7 separate regions of the Homo sapiens genome follow, and regions 1, 2, 4, 5, 6 and 7 are each linked to region 3. Evidence: chromatin loops called from intact Hi-C (ENCODE). Cell type or tissue: endothelial cell of umbilical vein. All regions are shown on one strand. Region 1 has its middle 110 kb from the start of SLC4A7. Region 2 overlaps SLC4A7 (solute carrier family 4 member 7). Region 3 has its middle 32 kb from the start of LINC02084. Region 4 overlaps NEK10 (NIMA related kinase 10). Region 5 overlaps NEK10 (NIMA related kinase 10). Region 6 overlaps NEK10 (NIMA related kinase 10). Region 7 overlaps SLC4A7 (solute carrier family 4 member 7).

Evidence for each region. Hi-C counts contacts between places; a loop is a spot of excess contacts. Peaks named below come from ENCODE experiments on the same cell type or tissue, not always from the same donor. Only the 100,000 strongest peaks of a DNase experiment are listed, where the experiment ranks them.
Region 1: a loop joins it to region 3, with 8 times the contacts of the local background. A loop is called at or near these places in 2 of 110 quality-filtered maps.
Region 2: a loop joins it to region 3, with 3 times the contacts of the local background. A loop is called at or near these places in 6 of 110 quality-filtered maps.
Region 4: it touches region 3 in a loop (10-fold over the local background); 23 of 110 quality-filtered maps call a loop at or near these places.
Region 5: a loop joins it to region 3, with 13 times the contacts of the local background. A loop is called at or near these places in 80 of 110 quality-filtered maps.
Region 6: a loop joins it to region 3, with 11 times the contacts of the local background. A loop is called at or near these places in 30 of 110 quality-filtered maps.
Region 7: it touches region 3 in a loop (4-fold over the local background); 11 of 110 quality-filtered maps call a loop at or near these places.

Annotation. Positions count from the first base shown.
Region 1 is chr3:27,589,166-27,593,165 of GRCh38, reverse strand. No RefSeq gene overlaps it. Among named protein-coding and RNA genes, the nearest start is that of SLC4A7, 110 kb to the right of the region's middle. In endothelial cell of umbilical vein, no CTCF peak of the experiment used is centred here; DNase peaks (open chromatin) are centred at 1,155, 1,665 and 2,425; H3K27ac peaks cover 3,309 bases.
Region 2 is chr3:27,429,374-27,433,373 of GRCh38, reverse strand. It overlaps SLC4A7 (solute carrier family 4 member 7), which reads left to right. Exons shown (of 26, transcript NM_001321103.2): 7 at 1,705-2,076. Among named protein-coding and RNA genes, the nearest start is that of SLC4A7, 53 kb to the left of the region's middle. In endothelial cell of umbilical vein, no CTCF peak of the experiment used is centred here; a DNase peak (open chromatin) is centred at 2,083; H3K27ac peaks cover 462 bases.
Region 3 is chr3:27,679,362-27,683,361 of GRCh38, reverse strand. No RefSeq gene overlaps it. Among named protein-coding and RNA genes, the nearest start is that of LINC02084, 32 kb to the left of the region's middle. In endothelial cell of umbilical vein, a CTCF peak has its summit at 1,961 (motif pointing right); a DNase peak (open chromatin) is centred at 1,881; H3K27ac peaks cover 375 bases.
Region 4 is chr3:27,355,784-27,359,783 of GRCh38, reverse strand. All of the region lies in intron 1 of NEK10 (NIMA related kinase 10), which reads left to right. Among named protein-coding and RNA genes, the nearest start is that of NEK10, 12 kb to the left of the region's middle. In endothelial cell of umbilical vein, a CTCF peak has its summit at 1,918 (motif pointing left); DNase peaks (open chromatin) are centred at 283 and 1,903; H3K27ac peaks cover 715 bases.
Region 5 is chr3:27,310,643-27,314,642 of GRCh38, reverse strand. It overlaps NEK10 (NIMA related kinase 10), which reads left to right. Exons shown (of 36, transcript NM_001394966.1): 7 at 305-346; 8 at 2,466-2,544; 9 at 3,627-3,694. Among named protein-coding and RNA genes, the nearest start is that of NEK10, 57 kb to the left of the region's middle. RefSeq lists an enhancer at 2,596-3,795. In endothelial cell of umbilical vein, a CTCF peak has its summit at 2,388; DNase peaks (open chromatin) are centred at 2,382 and 3,062; H3K27ac peaks cover 462 bases.
Region 6 is chr3:27,132,334-27,136,333 of GRCh38, reverse strand. The region is part of intron 31 of NEK10 (NIMA related kinase 10); the gene reads left to right. Among named protein-coding and RNA genes, the nearest start is that of NEK10, 240 kb to the left of the region's middle. RefSeq lists a silencer at 1,877-2,036. In endothelial cell of umbilical vein, a CTCF peak has its summit at 1,961 (motif pointing left); a DNase peak (open chromatin) is centred at 1,923.
Region 7 is chr3:27,465,742-27,469,741 of GRCh38, reverse strand. The region is part of intron 1 of SLC4A7 (solute carrier family 4 member 7); the gene reads left to right. Among named protein-coding and RNA genes, the nearest start is that of SLC4A7, 17 kb to the left of the region's middle. In endothelial cell of umbilical vein, a CTCF peak has its summit at 2,002 (motif pointing right); a DNase peak (open chromatin) is centred at 2,001.

The DNA.
Region 1 (4,000 bases), 90 kb after region 3:
TTTACTTATGTTTATAAGTATATTTATATTAATGTATAATACATAATATCATATACTATATATGTTATTATATATACATACATAAAACTGTATTTTTTATATATATAAACACACACACACATACAATTTTGCATAGCCCAATGAAAAGCCTAGAATAGCTACTTCTTTTGAGCCACAAAGATGTTGGGGGAAATATAAATGTTTCTACTGATTCAAGTATTTCATTATTTCTTTTTTTTTTTTTTTTTTTTTTTGAGGTGGAGTCTTGCTCTTGTTGCCCAGGCTGGAGTGCAATTGCACAATCTCAGCTCACTGCAACCTCCGCCTACTAGGTTCAAGCAATTCTCCTGCCTCAGCCTCCCAAGTAGCTGAGATTACAGGCATTCACCACCATGCCTGGCTAATTTTTGTATTTTTATTAGAGATGGGGTTTCACCATGTTGTCCAGGCTGGTCTTGAACTCCTGACCTCGTGATCTGCCTGCCTCGGCCTCCCAAAGTGCTGGGATTGCAGGCGTGAGCCACTGTGCCTGGCTCTTTTTTATTTTCTTATTTTCTTTTGAGACAGAATTTCACTCTTGTCACCTAGGCTGGAGTACAATGGCGTGATCTCAGCTCTCTGCAACCTCTGCCTCCCAGGGTTCAAGTGATTCTTCTTCCTCAGCATCTCAAGTAGCTGGGATTACAGGCGTGCACCACCATGCCCAGCTAAATTTTTTTTGTATTTTTAGTAGAGATGGGGTTTCGCCATGTTGGCCAGGTTAGTCTCAAACTCCTGACCTCAAGTGATTTGCCCACCTTGGCCTCCAAAAGTGCTGGGATTACAGGTGTGAGCCACCACGCCCAGCCAGGTGTGGATTTTCAAAAACAGCAAAATCTGTGGGAATCTAGTATTTCTCTCTAGATGAAGTAATGTCATTGAATATAATTTAAGTTGTAGTGTAATTAAAGATGGTATAAATGGCTCTATTCTTCCCATGCTGACATTTTATCCCAAGCCCTTTCTTCGGGCATCATTGGTCAATGATTTATGGGTTTTCCATGGCTTCCATATCTTGTCTATCACCAACTGGTTTCTGAGACATGAGTGGTTTACCCCGGAAGTGATTATTCAAATTCTGTGGCTGCTGGGCTTTGTTCTTACATCTAATGTATTCAGCTAGATTCTGCTCCAGGAAGAGATAACAAAAATTACTGAAACAATTTGTAAGATGCAGCCAGCTGCATATTGACCTTCAACTCCCACGAGTGTCCCTGCCAAAATGATACAGTTACTTAATTTCCAGAGTCAAAATTATCAATAAAGCCCAAAGGCTTTCTCTCAATAGACAATGGGTATGTGTTTCGGTGTTTGGGTGTGGATGTGTGTTTGTGTGTCACAAAGAGAGAGACTTTCACTCAAAAGACAAGGTATGTGTGCATGAGTACATGTGTATTAGAGAAAGAAAGAGAGAAAGAGAGCAATGAAGACAGAGCACAGCTTTGTTAGAATGGTGAGGGGAGACCCAATGTTAGTTTGCTTCCAGGACTTGATGGAGATTATTGGTTTTTCTTTGAAAGCCCATTCCTCAGCCTAGGTAAAAGCTTTTCCTAGTAGACCGTGATTCATTAACATCCTGTCCTTCTGGGGAGGAAAAGACACGAAAATTTAAGGCAAGATTCCAGGCTGGAAAAGAGCTGTTGTTGAGACAAAGCTTTGATGGAAGGTGAAAGCAGGCCTGGAACCATGTGTGTCATAGTGATTATTTTTTATGGCTCAACGTCAAAATGCCTCTGCTACTTGTTAGTTTGGGGTTTGGTGGGACAGAAAAGAGGAAGGCTATGAGGAGAGTAAGGAACAAAGAGGGAGAGTTTGCAGAAAAATTTTTAGAGCAATTGAAGCTTGATAATACTGGATGTGTCCTGCCTTTTCTGTTGTTGCTTTCATTTGTTGAAGCATTTCATAAGTAGATCACATGTTCACAATAGAAAAGTGAATCTATTATGCAAAATGTCCCAGTTGGAAACTCGTAAGTTCTGAAGGGAAAATACTCTTTTTCAGCTTAATTCCCACTGGCAAAATTTCATACAAACAGACTGCTGTGTGACTGTTTGGAACTGTTGACTAAACCAAGCTCTAAGGGAAATGAAAGTATCCTTTCGTCTGTGCACAACCACTTCTTTATTTTTCCCTTTGCCATTTACCAACTTAATGCATCTGTGTTGACAGCTAAAGACTGATGATTAAATTAGACAACAGTTCCTATTACATTTTAAGATTATGTTAAACACTTGAACATATTGCAATTCTCTAAGGCTGAAATGACTCCTGTAATCTTTCATCAAGATTTATAATCACTATTTCCTTCACTGACAGTATCAAAAAGCTACAGTGGTCAGGGAATGTTCCAGCCACATTGGCAAGAGGATATGATTATATTCTCCAGTGGAAGTTGTAACTTCCGGTTGCCTTTTTCCCTGTGAAAACAATGATTTCCGGTTACCTTCAAGGGTACTGTGACTTTATGACACATCACTTCAGAAAACCAGCTCTGTGGTTGTTGAAGGTGACCCAGGAGAGATGATGAATTTCTCTTTCTTTGGAAATCAGATTTTTCTCTCCTCGAAGACAGAAGAGGAAGTAACATTCTAGGCCAGCACCCATTATTGTGCAAGAAGACTTGGATTTTATCAAAAGTGATGATTAATTGAATTTACATCTCTCAGCATGCACCTCCCACTCCAGGACTGATTTTTGTTTTTCTTTACAGAAAATTTATTTCTCCTTCTTCAACCTTGCATTGTGCATATAGCCATTGAAAACAAAACAGTCACCAGTGTTTTCCATGAAGGCTTTTGCTGAAAAAGAAATCAGCCTCTTCACACTTTTATGTTATCAACAGAGAAGAAAAGAGATGAGAAAGCCAGAAAGATGAATAGCATTCCTATCTTTCTCATTCTTGCTTTTCTTCTCCTGTTAGTGTTCATTCTTTGGCTCTTCTGTTTTTACTTTTTGCTGCATTTATATCTTCTTTTTTGTTTTCTATCCCTTTACTTTGCTTTCCCTTCCCAACCCACACACCTCCTTTGCTCAGGAGGAAATCTCCTCTCCTGGGAGGAGCAAAGAGATAGAATAGAGAAAAAGCATGCAGTAACAGCAATGGAATTCTAATGTTCTCACTCATATGTGGGAGCTAAAAAGTTGAGCTCACAGAAATAGAGTAGAATTGTGGTTACTATGGGCTAGGAAGGGTGGGGGATGGGAGATAGAGATTGGATACGGAATACAAAAGGACAGATAGATAGGAAGAGTAAGCTCTAGTGCTCTATAGAACTATAGGGTGACAATAGTTAACAATAACTTATTGTATATTTTCAAATAGCTAAAAGAGAAGATTTTGCATGTTTCTCTTTTTTTGACATAGAGCTTCGTTCTGTCGCTGGGATTACCAGCATGAGGTATGGCACCCTGTGGATTTTGAATGTTTCCAAAACAAAGAAATGATAAATGTTTTGAAGTAATAGATACACTAATGAACCTGATTTAATCATTACACATTGTATACAGATATCAAAATGTCACGTCGTACCTATAAATATGTACATTATTCCATGTTAATTAAAAATAAAATAAAGCCAGGCACAGCGACTCATGCCTGTAATCCCAGAACTTTGGGAGGCCGAGGCGGGCGGATCACTTAAGGTCAGGAGTTTGAGACAGGCCTGGCTAACATGGCAAAGCTCTATCTCTACTCAAAATACAAAAATTAGCTGGACTTGGTGGTGGTATGCACCTGTAGTCCCAGCTACTAGGGAGGCTGAGGTGGGAGGATCAGTTTAGCCCAGGAGGAAGAAGTTGCAGTGAGCCGAGATCGAGCCACTACACTCCAGCCTGTGTGACAAAGTGAGACTCTGTCTCAAAAAAATAAAATAAAATAAAGCATTTTGCCCACTTACAAAAATGGATTGTTTTAATCCAAATTATGTATTCTGAGTATAAATGTGTATTCTAGATATAAATA
Region 2 (4,000 bases), 250 kb after region 3:
AATGCTGGACACTTGGAGGTTTTGCCTTTCTTTATTCTTCTGTGTAAAGCAGAGGAATGCATCAGTAGGGTTGAGAACTCTGACAGTGAGTCTGGAAAACCCGGGTGCAAAGGATCAGAGTGGCTTATGGAGAGTCACTGTAGCCTCCAGTAGTTGCTGTAAGCTGCTACTATTACCCAAAGCTCGTGAGGATTACAGTGAGGACTAGTGGAGTATGGGGCACAGTGCCTGCTCATCTTTTTTACCCCTGAAATAATAGTATGACTTTTAAGTGTTCTACCAACAAGCAAGCATAGGTGATAGGGTCTAGTTTTTCTAAAGTTGAAAATAATCATCTTTTTTATCTTCCACTTGGCCATGAAAACCCTTTTTAATCCATTTAAAATTATGCCATGTTGTATTTAAGCAATCTTAAGAGTAAAAGAATACCTCTTATGGACCAAAATGCAATGTAAAAACAAGCCAATGTATAGCGCATTTTAACTCTCTTTTTTGTCTTTTATTTGTTGTTTATATTCTCTCCTTTGGTGAAATAAGTTCATTTATCCAGAGGGACCCTATTCAGTCTTTACTCTTCGTATGCAGTTGTTCCTCACTATTGTCCAATTGTAATTTGCTCATCAGAAGACATTGACTGTTTTCTTTTAAATGCCATTTTAGCATGTTCTTTTGTTGAAATATAGTTATAATTTGAGTTTTTCCTGCATGTAGCTTATTGTTTAAATGGTGTTTCCTAATGGATTATAGTTTAACTATTTCTGAAACCTCTTGAGCATGTAACTTTGATTAGGCCATATGGAATTGAATATTGTATTTGCATGTTTTTCATAAAGAATGTTATTCTTTTAAGATACACTTAGTACAAATATGAGGGGTTTAATTAAAAGTATGCATGACCTTTTGAAATATTTTAGACCTACTGCTATATTGCTGTTGTTGGTGAGAAGTACTTTATTCTTAGCTAGTGAAATAAAAAATTATATGTATTTGTTTTAATGTATCTGCTACATATCAGAAATGAAAAGCATACTTTAGGACATTTATTAATATTTTTAGAGAGCTCAAGAATATGTATCCTTTAAAATTGACATTGTGTTTCTCTTTTTAAAAAATTTCTGTTATTTGTCTTTTTTTAAAACTTCAGAGCAGCACCACCTGTAGATGGTGTCTTACTGACTTAATATTGTAAATATTTAATACCAGTTTTAAGTTAGAAATTATTACTTAATGTTAACATGAACTTTTTCTCTAAGAGATAATTGTCTGTAGCTGTTTGGTAAAATGTAGGAAAAATACGCTAAATATAAGCTATTAGTTTTGGTTATTTTTGGTTTGAGTTATATTAATTGTGTATTACATATTTTCATTTGCTATTTATTGTTTAAGCAGTGACTTTGTATTGATATTGTCCTTTTTAAAAATGCCATGCTATTGGTCATTCTAATTTCTAACAGGATATTGCCCCCACCATCTGTCATTAACAATTTTTTTTTATGTGTTCTGAGAACTAATTACAGTTTTAACCAACTTTTTAGTGACTTTCTAACATGTAAAAACCCGATTGACATGCTAACCATCACATGACTTTGAAATTTTGGGCCTTTGAAGTATGCAATTTATAGTGTAAATTGATTTTTTTTTAAATGTCTCTATTTGCCTTCTGCAGTGGACTTCATCATTTTTCATTTATTTGTTTTATCTCAGGGGAAGGCCTTTCAGCCTCCCGCCACTCTTTGCGAACAGGTCTGTCTGCCTCAAACCTTTCCTTGAGAGGAGAATCACCTTTATCTCTTCTTCTTGGTCATCTTCTTCCTTCTTCAAGAGCTGGAACCCCTGCAGGCTCAAGGTGTACAACCCCAGTACCCACCCCTCAAAACAGTCCTCCTTCTAGCCCTAGCATCAGCCGCCTGACCTCCAGAAGTTCCCAAGAGAGTCAGCGTCAGGCCCCAGAACTACTGGTTTCACCTGCCAGTGATGATATTCCCACAGTAGTAATTCATCCGCCTGAGGAAGACTTAGAAGCAGCGCTGAAAGGCGAGGAGCAGAAGAATGAGGAAAATGTTGACTTAACTCCAGGCAACTATCCAAAATCCTCCATGTGTGGTGCTTTCTGCCTCTGAGTCACTTGCACTTGGAATGCCTTTTAGCACATAGCTTAAGCAGCATATGTAGATAATGCTTATAATTTATTTTGACTTCTGCATGTTTTTTTTTCTTTATGATAGATTGTGTTAGGTTGGTGCAAAAGTAATTGCGGTTTTCGCCGTTGAAAGTTTGCTTTACTTTCAATGGCAAAAATTACTTTCAGTGGCAAGAACTCAATTGCTTTTACACCAACCTAATAAAAAAGAGTAAGATTATTAAAAATTTGAGTTACAAAAAGACTACAAAGAAGACTACACATAATTTAAGCCCTTTTAAAAAGTTTCACTTAGATTTAAAGGTCAAGACATTTGAACACTTCAGTAAAACATAGTCATTTTTTATAATGTTTTAATTTGCCATGAACTTATTTTATATTTATTTATGTATTTATTTTTATTAGACCGAGTCTCACTCTGTTGCCCAGGCTGGAGTGCAGTGGTGTGATCTCAGCTCACTGCAGCCTCTGCTCCCTGGGTTCAAGTGATTCTCATGGCCTCAGCCTCCTGAGTAGCTGGGACTACAGGACTGAGCCACCACGTCTGGCTAATTTTTTGTATTTTTTTGTGGAGACATGTTTTCACCATGCTGGCCAGGCTGGGTGAACTTTTTTTTTTTTTTTTTTTGGAGACGGGGTCTTGCTTTGGAGGCTGGCATGATCTCAGCTCACTGTAACCTCCACCTCCTGGACTCAAGCAATCCTCCTGCCTCAGCTTCCCAGTTAACTGGGACTCAGGGGCGTGTCACCATGCCTGGTTAATTTTCGTGTTTTGTAGAGACCAGGTCTCACCATGTTGCCCAGGCTGGTCTTGAACTCCTGGGCTTAAGTGATCCACCCACCTTGGCCTACCAGAGTGCTGAGATTACAGGTGTGGGCCATTGATTGCGTCTTGCCTTGGTAGCTTGGTTTTGTGTGTGTGTGTGTGTGTGCATGCAGTTCACTCATAAGGTGAATGAACACATACAAATAAATTATAGTGAAGTGATGTGCCTTAAATAGGGATAGAGTCATACTCTGTCACCCAGGCTGGAGTGCAGTGCCACAATCATAGCTCACTGCAGTGCCACAATCATAGCTCACTGCAGCCTTGAACTCCTGGGATCAAGCAATCCTCCTGACTCAGCATTCTGAGTAGCTGAGACTACAGGCACATGCCACAACATCTGGCTAAGTTTTTTGTAGAGACGGTATCTTGCTGTGTTGCCCAGGCTGGTCTTGAACTCCTGGCCTCAAGCAATCCTCCTGCCGTAGCCTCCCAAAATGCTGGGATTATAGGTGTGAGTCACCAGGCCCAGCCATACCTTTTTTTCTATTTAATGCTTTTCTCCAAAGAATGTAGTACATTTTAGGCTTTTTTTTTTTGCTTGGGCGGGTGGGGTGGAGAGACAGGTTCTTACTCTGTTGCCTAGACTGGAGCGCAGTGGCGCCATCTTGGTTCACTGCAGCCTCGCCTCCTGGGTTCAAGTGATTCTCCTGCCTCAGCCTCCTGAGTAGCTGGGATTACGGCGCGTGCCACTACCACCCAGATAATTTTTGTATTTTTAGTAGAGACGGGGTTTCACCATGTTGGCCAGGCTAGTCTTGAACTCCTGACCTCAAATGATCCACCCACCTTGGCCTCCCAAAGTGCTGGGATTACAGGCATGAGCCACCATGCCCAGCCACATTTTAGTCTTTTAAATAAAGATAGGATCAAGTGTTCTTTTTCTCATTTTGCCTTTGAGAAGATTGAAGTTCTCTAATGACTGACTGCCTGGAATCATATACAGACTCGGATTTATGTTTTGGAATAGATTTTAGTTGTCCATTGTTTCATGCTGTTATTTATCTTTAATCCAAATTTACCTTGAAATTTTC
Region 3 (4,000 bases):
CGTCCTGGAGATTTCTGTGAGAACAGATTGGTTTTTGAGTTACATTATTATAAGTGTTCAGAATATTATTCCTTTAAGTTTAATTTACTATCAGTGCTTTTGAAATGGTGCCTCTTCATTTTGCTTATAATTCTTTGAAGCATAATCTTAAAATAATATTGCCTTCCTGAAGAATTCAATAGTCTTATGATATATGTCCTCATTTTATCTTTTTTGTTGAGATGTCAAGTTTCCTGTTATACCATAGAAAGCAAGAAATGTCAGACATTATCATGTGTACAGAGCTTTGGCATGTCTGAGTGAATTAATTGGGGAATAAATAAGTATTGAATGGTTGTCCTTGTCTTCATAATAAGCCAAATTTAGATAATCTTGAGAAAAAAAAAAGTCACAGAAGATTGAATTCTAAGATTTATTTTTTAACATTGGGTCCTGAGGCCAGAGTGTCGGAGTTTAGATCTTCTTTCAGAGTTTAGAAAAGTATTTTATTTTTTATTTTTATTTATTTATTTTTTTACATTGGGGTTTGCAGGCAGATGGGAGGATGGCTGCTTTTTATTTTTTTAAATAGCATACATCAGTAGTTTTTAATTTTGTTTTTTTTTTTTAACCTTAGGAATTGTAGCTAAAGAAAAGCCATTATCACTCCAAGTTTAGCTTTGTTTCTAAGCAAGATTTCAGGTTAAGTAGGAGGTGAGAGAATTTTTTAAAATGTGTGTGTTAAAAGTTTTTTGAAAAGAGTGCTAGGTAAAAGTTTATATTTTGGTGGGCTGATTTCATTGCAAACTAAGTGAGAAAAGACAATCATATATCCAGGCTTTAATTTTCATTTACATTGCAGACACCTGAAGGAAAGTCATTTTTTCTTTCTTTAGATTTCAATTGTACTGCTGATAATTGTATCAGAGTAAACCTATTTGTGGAATCAGATTGAATTAAGATTTAAGCAAGAAACATGAATTTGTGTCTTTAAGGGTTCTCTGTGGGTGGGCTTGAGCTTCTTTCTCAGTGCCTTTGTTTCCTTTTCTCTTTTTTTTTTTTTTTTTTTTTTGAGACAGAGTCTCGCTGTGTTGCCCAGGCCGGAGTGCAGTGGCGCGATCTCGGCTCATTGCAAGCTCTGCCTCCCGGGTTCACACCATTCTCCTGTCTCAGCCTCCCGAGTAGCTGGGACTACAGGCGCCCACCCCCACGCCCGGCTAATATTTTGTATTTTTAGTAGAGACCGGGTTTCACCGTGTTAGCCAGGATGGTGCCTTTGTTTTCACCCTTCCTCTGCCTTCATTTTATAATGGTATCTTCTCTTTAAAGTCACGAGGCTTGAACGGTGGCGGTGGCTCACGCCTGTAATCTCAGCACTTTGGGATGCCAAGGCGGGTGGATCACTTGAGGTCAGGAGTTTGAGACCAGCCTGGCCAATATGGTGAAATCCCGTCCCTACTAAAAATACAAAAATTAGCCAGGGGTGGTGGCGGGCATCTGTAGTCCCAGCTATTCTGGAGGCTGAGGCAGGAGAATCACTTGAACCCAGGCGGTGCAGGTTGCAGTGAACCGAGATGGTGCCACTGCACTCTAGCCAAAGTCACATGGCTTGATGAAGCACAATTAACACAAATAATATGTTCCAGATGTCCTCGATTCTCACCGCACTGGTATGATAATGGGTACTATTATCCCAGTTTGACATATGAGATAGCTGATGATTGGTGAGATCTAGTCACATGACTCTTCAGTGCCATGCACAGCTCATTCCAAACCCAGTGATTTCCCCGTTTTCTGATGTCACCTCTTTTTTCTCCCACCAGTCATTGTTTTTATCAAGAAAAAGTTCAACTTCTTGTAGACATGGTCTGCAGGTTCTGTTTGAGCAGTGTTGGCAAAAACTCAATCTGCTAGTCAGTTAGGGGAAATGTAGCAAAGTTAAAAAGTCATCTTAATTCCCTGGAGGCTCGTCTTTCGTCATACTTTAAATTCTTTTCGTTGCCCACTAGAGGGCAGGCAGATCTGTGTCATCACTGTCTTTTTTTTTTTTTTTTTTTCTGAGAGAAATGAGGACACCCAGTCAAGCAGGAAGAACCTGAAAACTGAGACCAAACATTTCCTTGAAAATTAAAATGTGAATGCTTTTAGCTCCTTGGTAGGCAAGTGATTAAGTTGAAGGTCAGGAAAAAGTTCCTGTGTGCCTTGTTCTTGTTTCTGATTCAAGAGCACTGTTTCCTTCACCCTTTCTGAAATCCCCAGCCCTTTAGTTTAAGGAGGAGGACTTGCAGGATTTAGGAGACGGCAACAAAAGGCTTGGGAACAGGTCGAGTTCTTCTGTTGGCTTGGAATTCTCAAGCGTGGTGCTTAAAGTAATGAGACAGTGGGCTGCTCTATTCATGCCACTGTGTTTAAGCACTCACCGATACGATCTGCTTGTAGTGGAGTTCCAGAGGGAAGCTGAGACCTTGGTCTGTGGTCTGGCATGCTGAGCATGCCCAACAGGCTGCCATTGTCCTTGATGAGCTCCAGCAGGGTAAAGCAAGTGTCAATTTCTGTGTCACTGTCAGTCTTAAAAGTCCTGATTCCTAGTAAAAACCACTTGGCAGCCTGGTGCAGTGGCTCATGCTTGTAATTTCATTGCTTTGGGAGGCTGAGGCAAGAGGATTGCTGAGGCCAGGAGTTGGAGACCAGCCTGAGCAACATAGTGAGACCCCCTTCTCCACACAATTTTTTTTTTTAATTAGCCAGGTGTGGTGGCATGTGTCTGTGGTCCCACCTACTCAGGAGGCTGAGGCAGGAGGACTGCTTGAGCCCAGGAGGCCCAGGCTGTAGTGAGCTGACAGAGTGAGACCCTGTCTCTAAAAAATGAAAACAAAACAACAACAAAAAACTTACTTGGAGTCAGCATGTGGGAAAAGGAAAAGGGAAGGGGGTGATCTTGGTTATATGAGCTGCCTTCATGAACGTGCTGGAGCTTCTATCTCACATAAGCTTGTAAGTGGCTTATGACTGAACTGGATCACAAGATCCCTAAGTGCAGTTGGAAGAGAGAAAACATTATTCAAGTTCCCAGAACTCGAAGTAGAGATAGTTTAAGAAAAACAAAATTAAAGGGTGTCCCACACCCTCATCTGTTTATTTTGGTAGCGGTGGGGGTGGTTTTTTTGTGGGTGTGTTCATTTGTTTTTTGAGACAGAGTCTTGCTCTGTCGCCCAGGCTGGAGAGCAGTGGCACAAACACTGCTCACTGCAGATTCATCTGCTTAGGCTCAAGAGAGCCTTCCTTGTTAGCCCCCTGAGTAGCTGGGACCACAGGCACACACCACCACATCTGGCTGATTTTGTTTATTTTTTGTGGAGATGTGGTCTCACCATGTTGCCCAGGCTGGTCTCAAACTCCTGGGCTCAAGTGATCCTCCTGCCTTGGCCTCACAAAGTGCTGGGATTACAGGCATACAGGCATGAGCCATCTGGCCTGGCCACCCTCATCTGTTTTAATACAAAAGTTATGACTGAAAACAAGTTACTCAGAGCAAGCTCCAAGCAAAGCAAAGAGGGAAGAAGCCAGGGTGGATATATACTAGGAGCTGAGGGTTTCAACTGATCTGTAAAAGTCACTTGAAGCCACTTAAACAGTAGTTCCCCCTTATCGTCAAGGAATGTGTGCCAAGATCCCTAGTGGATGAGACTGCAGCTAATACTGAACCCTATGTATACTATGTTTTTTCCTATACATAGATACACATGATAAAGTTTAATTTATAAATTAGGCACAGTAAGAGATTAACACAAATAACTAATAATAAAATAGAACAATTATAACAATATACTAAAATACAAGTTATGTGGGCCAAGTGCAGTGGCTCATGCCTGTAATCTCAGCACTTTAGGAGGCTGAGGCAGGTGGATCAATTGAGGCCAGAAGTTTAAGACCAGCCTGGCCAACATGGCAAAACCCCATCTCCACTAAAAATATAAAAACTAGCTGGGCTTGGTGGCACATGCCTGTAATCCCAGCTACT
Region 4 (4,000 bases), 320 kb after region 3:
GACGTAACATAGAAACTGCAAAAACAGCACAGAATTCCCATATACCCTTCACTCAGCTTCCCTTAATGTTGACATTTGTCATCACCATGTTACAGTCATCAAAACTGAGAACTAAACATTTAACCAGTGCATTTTAACATGTTTGTCTTATCTCTGGCTGCTCTATGTGACTTTTTATCTTATTTTAACTACTTTTCTCAAAGAATCACTATTAGAGGAATTTTTAGAAAAATATCTACAGTAAAGGAATTAGAGAAATGATTTTCCATTTTGTACTTCTAGTTAGTTATGGGGCTGAAAGTTCTCTAAATTCTTTTAATATGTCCCTTTGAAAACAGACAGAACTGTAACTTGTCATCTAAAATGAAAGGTTAATCATTATTCATCAGAAGAAACAGAGACTTCTTGTCAGTACAGGAAGTTCTAACTTCCTTTTGTGGTAGGGTTCATTGCAGTTTATTTTAGTGCTTTTTTCAAAATAATAAACCTGACATAGCCAAAATGGTAATTAACTTTAATCTGATGTATTTTCACTGTTATTACTTTATTTTTGATTGATTGATTGATTTTTTTTTTTTTTTTGAAATGGAGTTTCATTCTGTTGTCCAGGCTGGAGTGCAGTGGCACGGTCTCGGCTCACTGCAACCTCTGCCTCCTGGGTTCAAGTGATTCTCCTGCCTCAGCCTCCTGAGTAACTGGGACTACAGGCATGCACCACCACACCTGGCTAATTTTTGTGTTTTTAGTAGAGACGGTGTTTCACCATGTTGGTCAGGCTGGTCTTGAACTGACCTCGGGTGATCTGCCTGCCTTGGCCTCCCAAAGTGTTGGGATTACAGGCATAAGCCACCACTCCCTGGCCTGTTATTACTTTATAAGTACCGTTTTTAACCATTAGTAAATGTAGTAAATAAAATGGAGTATTTACAAAGATGCAACCTGAGTGATTAGTAGGAAAAAAAAGATATTTGTGGATTTGTGGGCGATTTACCATAATGATTCAAATGACTCTGTTTTATATTTAGTAAATATGAGGCCACCTGAGGATCTTTTGAGTAGCTAAGGCAACCATGGAATAAAAACGGGTTTCTGGGTAGAGATCTGAAAACCATATCACAAATACTCCCTATGTTATTTAGTTAGTAGGTTAATATTGCACAATTTAGATTAATTACACTCAGGTAATTTTGCCATGGCATGTGTTTCTTTCTCTGTCACATGTGTTTACTCAGCAATTACCAAGACATCACGAGCAAATGAGGGGCCTCTCTAGGGACTTCTTTAGCATTAACCCAAATTTCAAACAATAGAGGATAGAAATTACTTCTGAGAGTTTCTTTTAAAAAATGGATTTAAAAATTCAACAATGAATCATAACTGTGATTATAGCTGTACTTGTCTAGGGCTGTACGCACCAAACCCTGAGGTTTGGAAAAGTCTCTTCTCTCCCATCTGAGATGGTATTCAGGTCCCATGACTGAGGTGTACAAAAAAAGCAAAGACACCAAAAGTTTCTGTTTTTAAAGTAGCATGCCTTTGGTTTTTATATATAATCTTTCACTACTGTGACTACTCCCTATATAACAAAATAACAAACTTAATTTCCACCTTCTCATTAGAATGGAAGAAAAACCCATATAGGTACAAGTGTTTGTGTAGCAAATTCTCTTAACACTTATTTTACAGATAAGGCCAAAAGTTTTTGTAAAAAGCCAAAGTTTTTGGCCTAATCTCATTGGTAGAATAAGTGTTAGAGAATCAGTGGTTTTCTATTTTTATTTTAGCAATAGAATCCTTTTCTCTAATGAAACTGTATGCAGAACCCCAGAGAAGTAAGATTGCTTTGGTTTAAATGGAGAGTCCACCTTGAGCTTTAACTGCTTGGCCACAGTTCTCCTTTCCCAGCCTCACTCTCGCCCTCTCCTGGTTGTCATGGAGTTGTCAATTTCTGGGTTAGTCCCCTCAGACTCTGTACTTAGGGCTGTGGTTCTCAATTAGAGATTCATCTAGGGTTGCTGTGAAAACAGTTTTGTTACTTAAAAAGATAGACTTTAATAATCCAGACCAGTGGTATTCAGGTGATATTCAGACTGGTGTGTCACTGGTCCATGAGCAGATAAAGACAGAAATTGAGAATAAGAGTTTAGAAATATTTACAGCACTTCAGCATTGCCATGACATCTTAGGCACATCACCAGTGGCATTGTCTCACTGAACAGGATTTGAACCAAAAGTATCAGTCCATAAAAGATTGGAAATTAAAGAGTTCTTTATTACAGATAGTTTCAGAAGCACAGCGATGAGTATTTTCTTATATAGAACTCTAAGTTTCCCCCAATGACTGAATAATTCCTGAATGTGCTCAGGATTATTACAACATCACAAATGCTCATCAACTGATTTTATTTATAAAAGAGTTTTATGAGCGATTTGTTGACCTAAAAAAGTAATAACACAGGTTTTTTTTAAAATAATCCTTTTATCCGTTCATCCATTTATTAGGCATTGCATTCAATAAATATTTATTATTTGCCTACAACTCACCATTCTCTGGTGAATAGTGGAAGCCCAGTTCCTGGCCTTCTGTGGTAATAAGGCAATTGCAACATCAAAACCTCCCAGAGCAAACCCATACATTTGATATTGGATTTTCCTGATTACCACATAATAACAATATGTGGGGAGTATAGGCTGCTCTGTGGGCATCGAGAAGGAGCACCAGACTTGGGATGTCAGAGGAGGTTCTAAGCCTTAAAATAACTGTTAAAAGCAAATAACTGACAAAATAAGTCACTCCTTACAGATTGTGATACATATTTTTTGAGGGCTTATGCCATGCTTACACTGTGTCATGCACTATGTGCTGTTCTATGTGTCAGGGACATATTTGTGGATGAAACAGACACAGTCCCTGCCATAGGAGGCTTATAAGCTAGTTCAAAGAAGTCAATAAATGGACAAGAGGATTTCCGATGTTGATGAACTCCAGAAGGAAAGAAAACAGAGTGCTGTGGTAAGTATGAGTGTGTGGGGGTGAATATGTCACAGATACTCATCAGAGGAGACCCCACTTAGGAGAGCACATCTGACCTGAAACCCAAAGGATATGGAGAAGCCAGTGTGAGATTATGGGAAAAGAACAGCAAGCAGGCAGAAAGTGCTTAAGGCAAGAATATAGTTGGCATGTTCATGGGCACAAATGGTCTTAGTCTGTTTTGTGCTGCTATGATAGAATACTACAGACTGGGGTATTTATTTATTAGTTTATTTTTAAGAGACAGGATCTTGTGCCGTTGCTCAGGCTGGAACGCAGTAACACCATGAGGGCTCACTGCAGCCTCAACCTCCTGGGCTCAAGCAATCCTCTTGCCTCAGCTTCTTGAAGCTTGCACTACAGGTACACACCACCACACTTGGCTTATTTTTAAATTTTTTGTAGAGATGGAGTCTTGGTATGTTGCCCAGGGTGGTTTCAAACTCTTGACCTTCAAGTGATCCTCCCACTTCAGCCTCTGAAGGTGTTAGGAATACAGGTATGAGCCTTCATGCCTGGCAGACTAGGTAATTTATAAAGAACAGTTCTGGAGGCTGGGAAGTCCAAGATCAAGGTGCTAGTAGGCTTGGTGTCTGGTAAGTGCCCAGTCCCTGCTTCCAAGATGGAGGCTTGAATGCTGTTTTCTCTGGGAGTCACACTTTTTCTTACATGGCAGAAGAGCAAAGAGAGAGAACTCATTCCTGAAAGCCCTTTGTAAAATGCACTAAACCCACTCATGAGGACAGACTCTTGGCTCAATTATCTCTCAAAGGTCCTACCTTTTAATACTGTTTTAGTGGCAATTAAATTTCAACATGAATTTTGGAGAGGATAGACATTCAAACCATAGCATTTGGCATGTTCGTGGGTTCATGTTTCTCTCTAGAAAGCCAACATGGCTGAAGTGGAGGAAGCAAGAGGGAGAGGGGAGGAGGCAAGCTCAGAGCAGTGAAAGTCATGGTTGGA
Region 5 (4,000 bases), 370 kb after region 3:
AATGGCTCTTCTCAACTCGAACATTTTATGATGACACAGGAGGAGTTAAGAAGAATGAAGGGGCAGGCTGCGGTTCTGAGCACAGATTTATTCTCTTGATCTCAACCCAACTTTCATATTTATTAATAGTTTATTTTAAAGGTAGTATGAATGACATACTGTAAGTTTTCCGTATTTATATTAGAATGTAGACCTTCACAATATAATTATAAATATGACAACTTAGTAAAGAAATTGCATGTAAAATATACTTCCCCCTCCACCCTCATCATTTACATGTGTTTTGTTGCTTTTATTTTATTAGGAAATACTCCATAGCTTGGGTGGGATTGAAAACCTAGCTCAGGTAAGATTCCTTTTGTGGTGGCTGGTCTTGCCTTTTCATTTTGTGCCTGCTATGAGCAAGAATTAAAAGGGTATGTGACAGAAGGTGGCTTTCCTATGTTATGCTGTCTGCCCCAGAGAGGGACAGACAGCGTTAAGTGTGAGTGTGAGGCATGATACTCACAGAGCAGGGAGGAACCCACCACATTTTGTTCTGGCTAATTGGGCTCACTTTACTCAGCCTGATGAAATGAGAAAGTGCTATAAAAGGTCACATGTCTTTAGCTAGTAATAATAAGAAATAGGCAGCCAGGTGCGGTGGCTCACACCTGTAATCCTCGCACTTTGGGAAGCTGAGGTGGGTGGATCACCTGAGGTCAGGAGTTTGAGACCAGCCTGGCCAACATGGTGAAACCCCGTCTCTACTAAAAATACAAAAATTAGCCAGGCATGGTGCCAGGTGCCTATAATCCCAGCTACTCGGGAGGCTGAGGCAGAGAATTGCTTAAACCTGGGGGGCGGAGGTTGCAGTGAGCTGAAGTTGCACCACTGCACTCCAGCCTGGGCAACAGAGCGAAACTCCGCCTCACAACAACAAAAGGGGCGATGGCTGGAAGGCTGAAGCCCTTAGCATTGTATATACCATATGGTGGGAGGAAAAGAAATATGTATATATATATGCATATATATTTGAAACGGTGTCTTACTATGTTGCCTAGGCTGGTCTCAAAATGCTGGGCCCAAGCAATCCTCCTGCTTCAGCCTCCTGAGTAGCTGGGATTACAGGTGTGTGCCACTGGGCCTGGCAAGATAATAAACTGATTATGAAGATGTTCAAAACATTTTCAAACAAGAAAATGATTACTGTGCTCACTAAAATACTAATAAATAGATGACAAAGAAAGGAATGATCTTGACCTTATTTATTTTTCTGCTTTGCTAACTACTGAGCGAGGGTAAGCAAGTGAATATATATACTGAGCAACTCAGAGGCTTGCATTTATTAATACAATAAAACAAAATTTCTTTTTCTTTCTTTTTCTTTTTTTTTTTTGAGATAGGGTCTCACTTTGTCACCTAGGCTAAAGTGCAGTTGTGTGATGTCAGCTCACTGCAACCTCTGCCTCCCAAGTTCAAGTGATTCTTGTGCCTCAGTCTCCCAAGTAGCTGGGATTACAGGCATGCGCCACCATGCCCGGATCATTTTTTTTTTTTTTTGTATTTTTAGTAGAGACAGGGTTACACCATGTTGGCCAGGCTGGAATAAAACAAAATTTCTGATCACGTTTTTGAGTTGGAACAGGCTAGTCTCCTAAAACCTGTATAATGTTTACAGAAAGAATGATTTTCATAATAAACATGTGGCCCTGCAAACTCATTCTGAATAATTAATGGAAGATTAAGTTGGTGGCAATTTAACATTAAATCTACTTTATTTTATTATATTCTTAGAAAATTGATTCATGTTTATTTTTTGTTTTCAAGAACCTTTTAAATTGACTAGAGGTGTACCTCATTTAATAACTTAATATTTCATAAGATTATGTTACAAAGCATCTTCTTATCCATTTTAACTTCCATTATAATATTAGAAATTACCTGTTTCCCTGAGCCTGTTTCTTATTATAATCATTATCCACAGTGAGAATTATCAGACTACTCAGTACGCATTTTATTCTGATTATTGCTAACTGCATGTATGCTGGTTAGACATATATTCAGAGCTTATATACGTCAGTAAAATATATACAATGTATTATAAAAAATTCTCCTAAAAAGATACATTGAAGAATAAACATTCTATATACTATGTATTATGTATCTTATATGTATCTTGTATTTGGATACTAAATTACACAACAAACTTACTTAGTTAAGAGTCATTTTGAGACTTTTGAGAGTTTATAGAGTCTTGAGATGGTCTTTCCCTCAACTTCATAGCACGCAAGAGAAGCCAAAGAATCTAGAAACCCAGTCACCTTTTGCACTTGAGCGATAACTGTTCCAGGAGCATGAGAGTATTATTTGATGAATCTGTTTTGCCACCTACAGTTTATTTTAAGAACTGCAGCATCTTGTTCCTTGCTTCCTTGGGTGCTTTTGGTGTCCTGACTGGCTTGTTGGTTTGGTCCTTCATGCAGTATATGGAGATTGTAGCCAATGAGTACCTCGGCTATGGAGAAGAGCAGCACACTGTGGACAAGCTGGTCAACATGACATGTAAGTGTTATTGCAGGGACACAGCCATTTTTGTGGACTTGCTAGAAAAAGCAGTATGGTGTTTGCAGCAGGAAACAAGGATACTTTAAATATTTATTAATGTTCGCACACACAGCTCAGGTGTTGAGCATCCAGGCCAATTGTTATATTCAGTGGCAACATACAGCCAGAAGAAAGATGTTTAGATTACAACCTTTACCTTGAAAAGCACAATTTATTTAATGCAAGAGAGGCTTCCATAAAAGCAAATTTTGGTAAAATCTATTTTTGCGTCTTTTTATTTCTGTTAAAATGTCAGAGACTATCCAGTTTTTTTTCTATAAAGTTGGGTTAATCATGATTGCCTACCTCATAGAATCTGAAACATCCAGAGCATGAAAAAGAAAAATAACAACAAACCTTATCTGATGCTGCGAATGTGAAAACATTGGACTGTGAGTGTGAGGTATTCCTTAGTCACTCAATCTTCTCCCGTTGGAGGCTCTTCCCAGCCCTGCTGTCCTGCACTCCAGCTTTGATGAGTCACAGACGTCCTGCCGTGTGGGATGCCTGTCCGTTTTCTTTGTGTGACTGGACTGGCTCTTCATATCTGCTTGTGGAGCAGCACAGTGATTCTCAGATCCAGGGAGAGAAGAGTTTATGGCAAGCCCTGGGCACTAGGAAGTCTCTTTGAGGATGACTATTTTCCTCAGCTGAGGAAACGTGCAGGTTCCTCTCATTTGCTGGCCTTCCCTCTCTTCTTTATAAGTTGAAATCTTCACAGAGAGGATCTTTGAAGAATAGGCCTCACTTTGAACTGGTAATGATGTTAAGGAACTTCAAGTGGAAAGAGAGGTTTGCCTTTTTTGGTATTTTTATATTTCATTATTACAATAATATTAGAAAATAAATACCAGTGGAGCTTGAGGAGTAATTCTTGGGGTAAAAAAGTAGCCATGCTGCTCCTGCATCTGTTGTTCCTTTTGTGCTGTGTTCCCTTTGACCTTTCTCTGCCTGCCCATATGCACTGCAGATCTGTGCTCCTGGAAGTACTCCCCCTTTAATCTCTGGATGCCTCTTTGCGCTCTTTCTTTCCTTTATAGATATTTTTCAAAAACTTGCTGCAGTCAAAGATCAAAGAGAATGGGTCACCACAAGTGGAGCCCACAAGGTGAGTGGCCCCTGAAAGAGTTAATGCTTCAGCTCCCTATGGCAATAGTTCACATTAGGGAAGTTCAGAGCCTTTGCGGTTAAGTCATGTGTAATTAGAATCCACAAACCTACCAGCCTGGCCTGAGATTGTGGATCTTTGTCAACCCTTTTATATTCTTTACCAGCATTACAAGTTAATAGAGATATAATAAATACAAGTTTTCTGGAACTCTTTTCTTTTTTTTCCTATGCCATTTAATACCAACTAGGTTTATTACTTAAATATTATTTGAAAAGCCCCAGCTATGTATAAATACACCCTAGG
Region 6 (4,000 bases), 550 kb after region 3:
GAGACCATCCTGGCTAACACAGTGAAACACCGTCTCTACTAAAAATAGAAAAAATTAGCCGGGCGTGGTGGTGGGCGCCTGTAGTCCCAGCTACTCGGGAGGCTGAGGCAGGATAGTGGCGTGAACCTGGGAGGTGGAGCTTGCAGTGAGATGAGATGGCGCCACTGCACTCCAGCCTGGGTGACAGAGCAAGACTCTATCTCAAAAAAAAAAAAAAAAAAAAAAAAAAATCGATCTCCTAGAGAACAGGCAAGCCATTTATTTGAAGCGCCTTTGAATTGTTTGTCTTCACAACCACAGTTATTGCCAATGGAAAAAAATGTAGTTCAGAATAGCAATGTGTTGTCCTCCAATGAAAATTATACTACTGACTGTCATTGGTGAAACGTTCTGTGTTTTTTCAGCAGTAGTGATGGATAAGACTAGAACCATCCATACCTGCTCATCTGGATCTCCTGTACTAATGGCAAGGGTGACCTAGATTTAACAGAATAAGATATTTAGGATAAAGTTGTATTTCTTAAATTGACTGCCATTTTCAGGGTTTGTAAATTCTAAGAGAAGTGTTATGTTTTGTGTATTTAGTTTGATAACAGTCTTTGAACATTCTGTTTTAGCATTTAGGGAAATATCCTCTTATGCAGTAATGTCAAAATAACTTTTTAAAAAATAGAATTAGGAACTAACTTAAATCACTTTTTATCAAATGGAGTCCTGTGAACAATGGATAGTCTTCTGATGTATTCTTGGAGATACTAGAGAATATAGCAAGTTCTTTAAAAGAATCCATATATTCTTCCATATGTAGAAATCTATATATTCTTTTCCAATATTAATATTATGCAAGTTTGAGAAAACCTAGTATAAAACATGCAGATCGGCTTTCATTATTTTGTTACTTTGTGTAGTATAGTAAAAACAAGCAAACAAAAACCAAGCTTTTAGGTGTGTGACTTTGAGGAAGTAATTATCTTTTTAAGAGTCACTTTCTTCATTTGTAAGATGGGGGAGCTTATGAGACTACTTGCCTCAAATGAAATAAAGTATGTAAAAATGTTTGTTTATTTGTTTCTTTATTGGAGATGGATCTTGCCATGTTGCCCAAGGCTGGTCTTGAACTCTCCTGGGCTCAAGCGGTCCTCCCACCTTTGCCTCCCAAAGTGCTGGCAATACAGGCATGAACCACCGTGCCTGGCTGAAAATGTTTCTAAACTATAAAGTGCTATCCTACAGTAATGCTAGTCATGGTGGCATCTGTTCTAGAATAATGGCTGTGCTAGAAGACGCTGCTCAGAAAGTATTCTTGCATGTTACATAATGTCTTTAAGCTCTGACTTCCTCACCTATAAAATAGTACTTGCTTTATAAGTTTGTCGTGGAGAAAAAAGTGAGACTGCGCATAAATGAGTAGTCATAGTGTCTGGCTCAAATGAATCATAGACATTAATATTCTATTCTTAGTATTATAGTCCTTACGTATAATATATTATTATGTTTATATCACCTGCAATTAAACTATGCATGAGTCATCATTTTGTGTAAAATTTTAAATTCTTGTATGAAAAAACTTCAAAGATGGGGTGCTGTCCATTGTAATAATTATTCCAGTAAGATCAATAGCTTTCTAATATATATGCAGCTTAAGTTGACTGAATGTTAACTTACTCAAATGAGTTTTTGAGGCTTAATTCAGACCATCAGGAGCAGTAAAAACAATTCTAACTTAACTAGAGGCTTCTCAAGTTAAATAAATCGCAAGAATTCTCAGAGTACCTGAATTAATAATCTGATACTCATAGCTTCCAGTAGTGGGTTAAGTCCCCTTTGAAGGAAGCTATGAGCCCACTGGTGTTCCACACTTTCAAAAGTTTGTCATAGCAGAGAAGGCTCGCTGCCTTTCTGTTTGACAGCCCCTTGCAGTCAGCTGGGCAGCAGCTAGAGGGTTCTGGGCCAACACTGCCCTCTGGTGTTTGGTTTGGGGAAGTGGCAACTTTTGGTGCATTACAAAAGGGAATTATCAAACCTGTGCTCTGTCCAGGTACTTTCTGGTCCCCTCATTACTCCATCCCATCTTCCTGCTAGGAATATACATGCACATGCTCCTCACCTTCATGTCTGTTTCTATTCTAAGTTAAATTCATTTCTCTTTTGCTTTTCTCTCTCACACACATATATCATTTATACTCATTTTCCTTCTCATCTGTCTTTGATTTGCTCCTTAATGCTGAGAAATCTCTCTCTCTCTCCCTGCACCCCCCTTCCTCTCTTTTCTTTCTCTATTCCACATTTTTTTAAATTTCCTCCTTTCATTTCATGTGAAAGGACAATAATAATTATGACTATTTGCTGGGAGCCGAGGAAGGGATCCCATCTGGATTAAGGCAAAAGAAACTATAATATTGACCTGAAAAGAGGTCAGAGGAGACTCAGTGCTGCCAACCTACAAAACATTTCAGAGTACACTGAAGTGCTTCAGTATCTCCAGAAGAGTCTTATTTCTTCGCTAATTAACGTATTTTGACTCAAACACTAGGATAAAAGATACATTTTTTATTTTTTGAGATGGAGTTTCGCTCTCATTGCCCAGGCTGGAGTGCAATGGCATTATCTCAGCTCACCACAACCTCCACCTCCGGGGTTCAAGCAACTGTCCTGCCTCAGCCTCCCAAGTAGCTGGGATTACAGGCATGCACCACCATGCCCGGCTAATTTTGTATTTTTAGTAGAGATGGGGTTTCTCCATGTTGGTCAGGCTAGTCTTGAACTCCTTACCTCAGGTGATCCTCCTGCCTCGGCCTCCCAAAGTGCTGGGATTAAAGGCATAAGCCACTGCACCCAGCCAAAGATATATTTTTAAAAACATTTTTCAATTGAATTATTTTCCTGTTTTATATAATTACAGTACTTCATAATGGGCCCTACATTCTACTATATTTGGGATGATGAAAAGTTTTTATTTGGCTGTGCAATCAGTGTTGTGAGCCCCTCCCTGTAGGCCCTATTCTTTGCTCTGCCATTATCTTTTATATGTCCTCCTGTCTGACAAAACTTGAGTAAATAAGATAAGGTTAAGTCATGCTGAACGAACAGTTACACCCTGAAATTCCTTGGCTTGACACAATAGAGGTTTATTTCTTACTCAGTTCCATTCGGGCTGCTCAGGTGGCCCTGTTCCTTCTTGTGGCTGTGCAGTCAGAATAGGATGGTAATGCCAAGCTCCTTGCAGTAGGGAGGACAGTGGTGGAGAAAACACACTGACTTTGAATTGTCTTATCCTCAGAGTGACACACATCATTTTTATTGACCAAAAGTAGTCACATGGTACTAACTAAGCCTGTAAAGGAGCCTAGAAAATAGAGCAGGGTTGGGGTAATAATTATTTCTGATACATTCTTCTTTCTTTTGATCTGAGCTTTGAATTATATTCTTGTTTAATATTGAGATCTCTTACTATCACATTTTCCTTTCCACTTAGCCATCTTTTTTCTGACTGGTTCCTCTTTCTCTCCCTTCAAGTTCTTTCCATAATTTAAACAAAACCAAATATTATTTCCACTCTGAGACCCTTTTAATCCTGACCCAATTTCTTTTCTATTATCCTTCTTCTAAATGTCACTTCATCTTTCTGTGCTTTCCAGGACTTTTGATTTTCTTGTAGAGATCCAACCTACAAAGCATGACAAATCATTTTTTTAATCCCCATTTTTTTTGTTACCATGTTTTCTAAGGTCCTACCATGACTTTCTACTACTCACTTACTAAATGTAACTCATCCTAGTCTGGTCTTAATATATGCTAATCTATCCTCTCTTTCTTCTGGAATGATTGGTACCTAAATCTGACCTCTCTGCAGCTGAATTTTCAGGAGCACTCCAAGACAGGCATCTGACTATATATACTACTAAAGCAGATATGTATTTCCTGGTCCAAAGTGTCAGATCCTATAGTACCAAGGCTACAGTGTTTGGCATAGTTCTAGGCATATTATAAGCACCTAAAC
Region 7 (4,000 bases), 210 kb after region 3:
TGCTCTTGTTGCCCAAGCTGGAGTGCAATGGCATGATCTAGGCTCACTGCAACCTCTGCTTCCCGGGTTCAAGTGATTCTCCTGCCTCAGCCTCCTGAGTAGCTGGTATTACAGGCATGTGCCACCACGCCCGGCTAATTGTATTTTTAATAGAGACAGGGTCTCTCCATGTTGGTCAGGCTGGTCTCGAACTCCATTTGTATCCTTTATAATATCCTTTATAAATCAGTAAACATAAGTAAGTGTGTCTGTGAGTTCTGTGAGCTGCTCCAGGACATTAATTAAACCCAAAGAGGGGATTGTGGAAACCCCAATTTAAAGTTCCAGAGGCCTGGACTTGTGATTAGTAGGGGATGGGGTGGTGGGGAAGAGTCTTGGTGACTGAGCCCTCAACCTGTGGGATCTAACACTATCTCCAGGTAGTGTTGGAATTAATTAATTAGAGGACACCCAGCTGGTGTCTGCTGCAGAATTGATTGCTTACTTGGCTTGCTCGTGGGGAGAAATCCCCTGACATTTGGTCATAGAAGTCATCTTCTACGGTGATGATTGTTGTGAGAGCACAGGAAAAATGATTTGAGTTTTTTCCAAAGAGTACTAATACCTAGTATTTAAGTTTTTTTTTTTCTTTTATTGAGACGCAGTCTCCCTCTGTCGCCCAGGCTGGAGTGTAGTGGTGCAAAATCAGCTCACTGCAACCTCCGCTTCCTGGGTTCAAGCAATTCTCCTGTCTAAGCTTCCCAAGTAGCTGGGATTACAGGTGTGTGCCACGAAGCCTGGCTAATATTTGTATTTTTAGTAGAGACAGCATTTTGCGTGATGGCCAGGCTGGTCTGGAACTCCTGACCTCAAGTGATCCGCCCACCCCGGCCTCCCAAAATGCTAGGATTATATGCATGAGCCATCACGCCCCACTCCTAGTATTTCATTGAATGCTTATATTGTACCAGAAATGTTTCTAAACTGTATTCATTGCATGCAACATCTTGTTTAATTTTTTTTAGCCTATCATTTGTATAAATATTGTTATCCCCATTCTACAGATGAGGAAACAGATCCAGTGAGACTAAGTAATCTGCCCAGCGTAGTAAGTGAAGAGCCAGGATTTCAATTCAGACAATCTTACTAGATCTAGAACCTATATTATTACAATTATTATTAATTTCTTCCTAGAACCATGTTGCCCAGGCTGGAGTGCAGTGGCTATTAACAGGTGGCTTCATAGCACAGTGCAGCTCTAACTCCTGGGCTCAAGCAATCCTCCACCTCAGTCTCTTGACTGAGTGTGACCGGTGTGTATCACTGCACTCAGCTTAGATCATGTATTATCTTCAGCCAAAATAAATTGGTTGACAAATTGCATTGCATATGTTTATGTACAGTTTTTCAGTATCTAGTCTTAATTTTATCCTAATATACAACTTATGGAGATAATTTTTTGGATTATGTCATTAATTAGTAGCTGTTGTCAAACATGTGTAAATTGTTTTAATCTCTTAATAAGAATTTATAAGGCTGCTCTTGGTGGCTCACGCCTGTAATCCCAACACTGTGGGAGGCCGAGGCGGGCGGATCACTTGAAGTCAGGAGTTCAAGACCAGCCTGGCCAACATGGTGAAACGTCATCTCTACTAAAAATAGAAAAGTTAGCTTAGCTGGGTGTGGTGATGTGTACCTGTAATCCCAGCTACTTGGGAGGCTGAGGCAGGAGAATCTCTTGAACCTGAGAGGATTTTATTTACATATAAAATGCATATCTGAATACTATTCTACTATATCCTAAATTTGGCTAGTATAAAAATGAAATATTTAATAGTACTTTGCCTTGATAATTTTTTTCTGAATGAAATTAAATGTACAGCTTTCTTAAAGCAACTGCTAGAGAAGTTTTTCAAACTGAATTTCTTTGCCTTTAGAGTCATTCTCTTAACCATAATCACAGCATGAGAGAAAAATTCCATGGTTCTAATCATAACCACTAGATGGTGATCTTATACATTGGTGAAGCCTAAATTTTAGTGGTGTTAAATACTGAAATGGTCGCCCAAATTAAGCAGTGTGAACTCGGCAGTGATATTTAGCAGTGTGAAAGGAGTGGACTGGCTGTGCTCCTCACTGAAACATATGTTTTAAAGTGAGACAGGTTTCCATTTGTTTTACGGGATTTCTTCTTCCTCTTTTCTTGGCTACTTGCTTCAAATTTATGTGTAAATTAAATTAAAACCTTCATGTTTGTTATAGTATTAAAGCTGATTTATTGTGTTGACATTTGTGCTGCTTATTGCTGCGATTTCAATTTAATTAGCTGTTACTGAATTGCTAGTAAAGTGTTTTAAAATAATGAAGTGAAATTTTTTGTGATTAATTATGTTTTACTTAGAATTCCATAAATAAGGCATATAAGTAAAATTATATGTAGTTTAATATAGGGGAAGGTATGTGGCCTAGTGGAATGAACATGAGCTCTTTGAAATCAGATACCCCTGATTTAAATAATGATCAGCTGTGTTACCATAAGGAGTTTTTGTGAGAATTAAAAATAATGTTTGTAAGTGGCCCAGTGAAAAGTGCATTGTCCCTGGAAGTGGGACATGATTTTAAATTATATCTTATCCAAGCTGAAGCAATGGGACCTTGGGAAAACTATTTAACTTTTCTGAGCCTCAAGTTTCTTTCACATATTTGGGAGAGTAATACTTGCTCCTAAAATTGTTTAGTGTAAGACTATTATAAAAGCTAGTAACAACCACAGTGTATGACTGTGGAATACTAAATAAAACTAACTTCCTCACTCATCCATTGTTAATGGAGATTATTCTTCCCAACTTATATTTCTAAAGAGTATAGGAAAATATAAAGAAAATTAAAAAAATTTTTTTTTTCTTGAGATGGAGTCTTGCTCTTTTGCCCAAGCTGGAGTGCAGTGGCGCAATCGCGGCTCTCTGAAACTGCTGCCTCCCAGGTTCAAGCAATTCTCCTGTCTCAGCCTCCCTAGTAGCTGGGACTACAGGCGCGCACCAGCACGCGGGGCTAATTTTGGTATTTTTTATAGAGATGGCTAATTTTGGTATTTTTTTATAGAGACGGGGCTCCGTCATATTGGCTAGGCTGGTCTCGAACTCCTGACCTCAGGTGATCCACCTGCCTCAGCTTCCCAAAGTGCTGGGATTACAGGTGTGAATCACCACGGCTGTCCAAGAAAGTAAAAATTTTAAAGAATTTAAAACGTATCTTCTCATAATTAAAATTGTGCACCTTAATGTACCCCCTTTTCTTTTTCTTTTTTTTTTTTGAGACGGAGTCTCGCTGTCGCCCAGGTTGGAGTGCAGTGGCGCGATCTCGGCTCACTGCAGGCTCCGTCCCCCGGGGTTCACACCATTCTCCTGCCTCAGCCTTTTGAGTTGCTGGGACTACAGGTGCCCACCACCTCGCCCGGCTAATTTTTTGTATTTTTAGTAGAGACGGGGTTTCACCGTGTTAGCCAGGATGGTCTCGATCTCCTGACCTCGTGATCCGCCCGCCTCGGCCTCCCAAAGTGCTGGGATTACAGGCGTGAGCCACCGCGCCCAGCCAATGTACCCCCTTTTCTGTCATATAAAGAGAAAACATGGGCCCTCTGCTTTGTCAGCAGTATCATTTACATCTAGTTACATTCCTGTATTATGTTCCTGTACAGAAAAAGTAATTTCCCATCTGTAAAGGAACTTAAATGGATACTACATATGCTTTCTTAATCACTTTAATTCCTGTACAGTTTTCTTTCTTTCTTTCTTTCTTTTTTTTTTTTTGAGACGGACTCTTGCTCTGTCGCCCAGGCTGGAGTGCAGTGGGGCGATCTCAGCTCACTGCAACCTCCGCCTCCCGGGTTCATGCCATTCTCCTGCCTCAGCCTCCCGAGTAGCTGGGACTACAGGTGCCAGCCACCACGCCTGGCTAATTTTTTGTATTTTTAGTAGAGAAAACCCCGTGTTAGCCAGGGTGGTTTCGATCTCCTGATCTC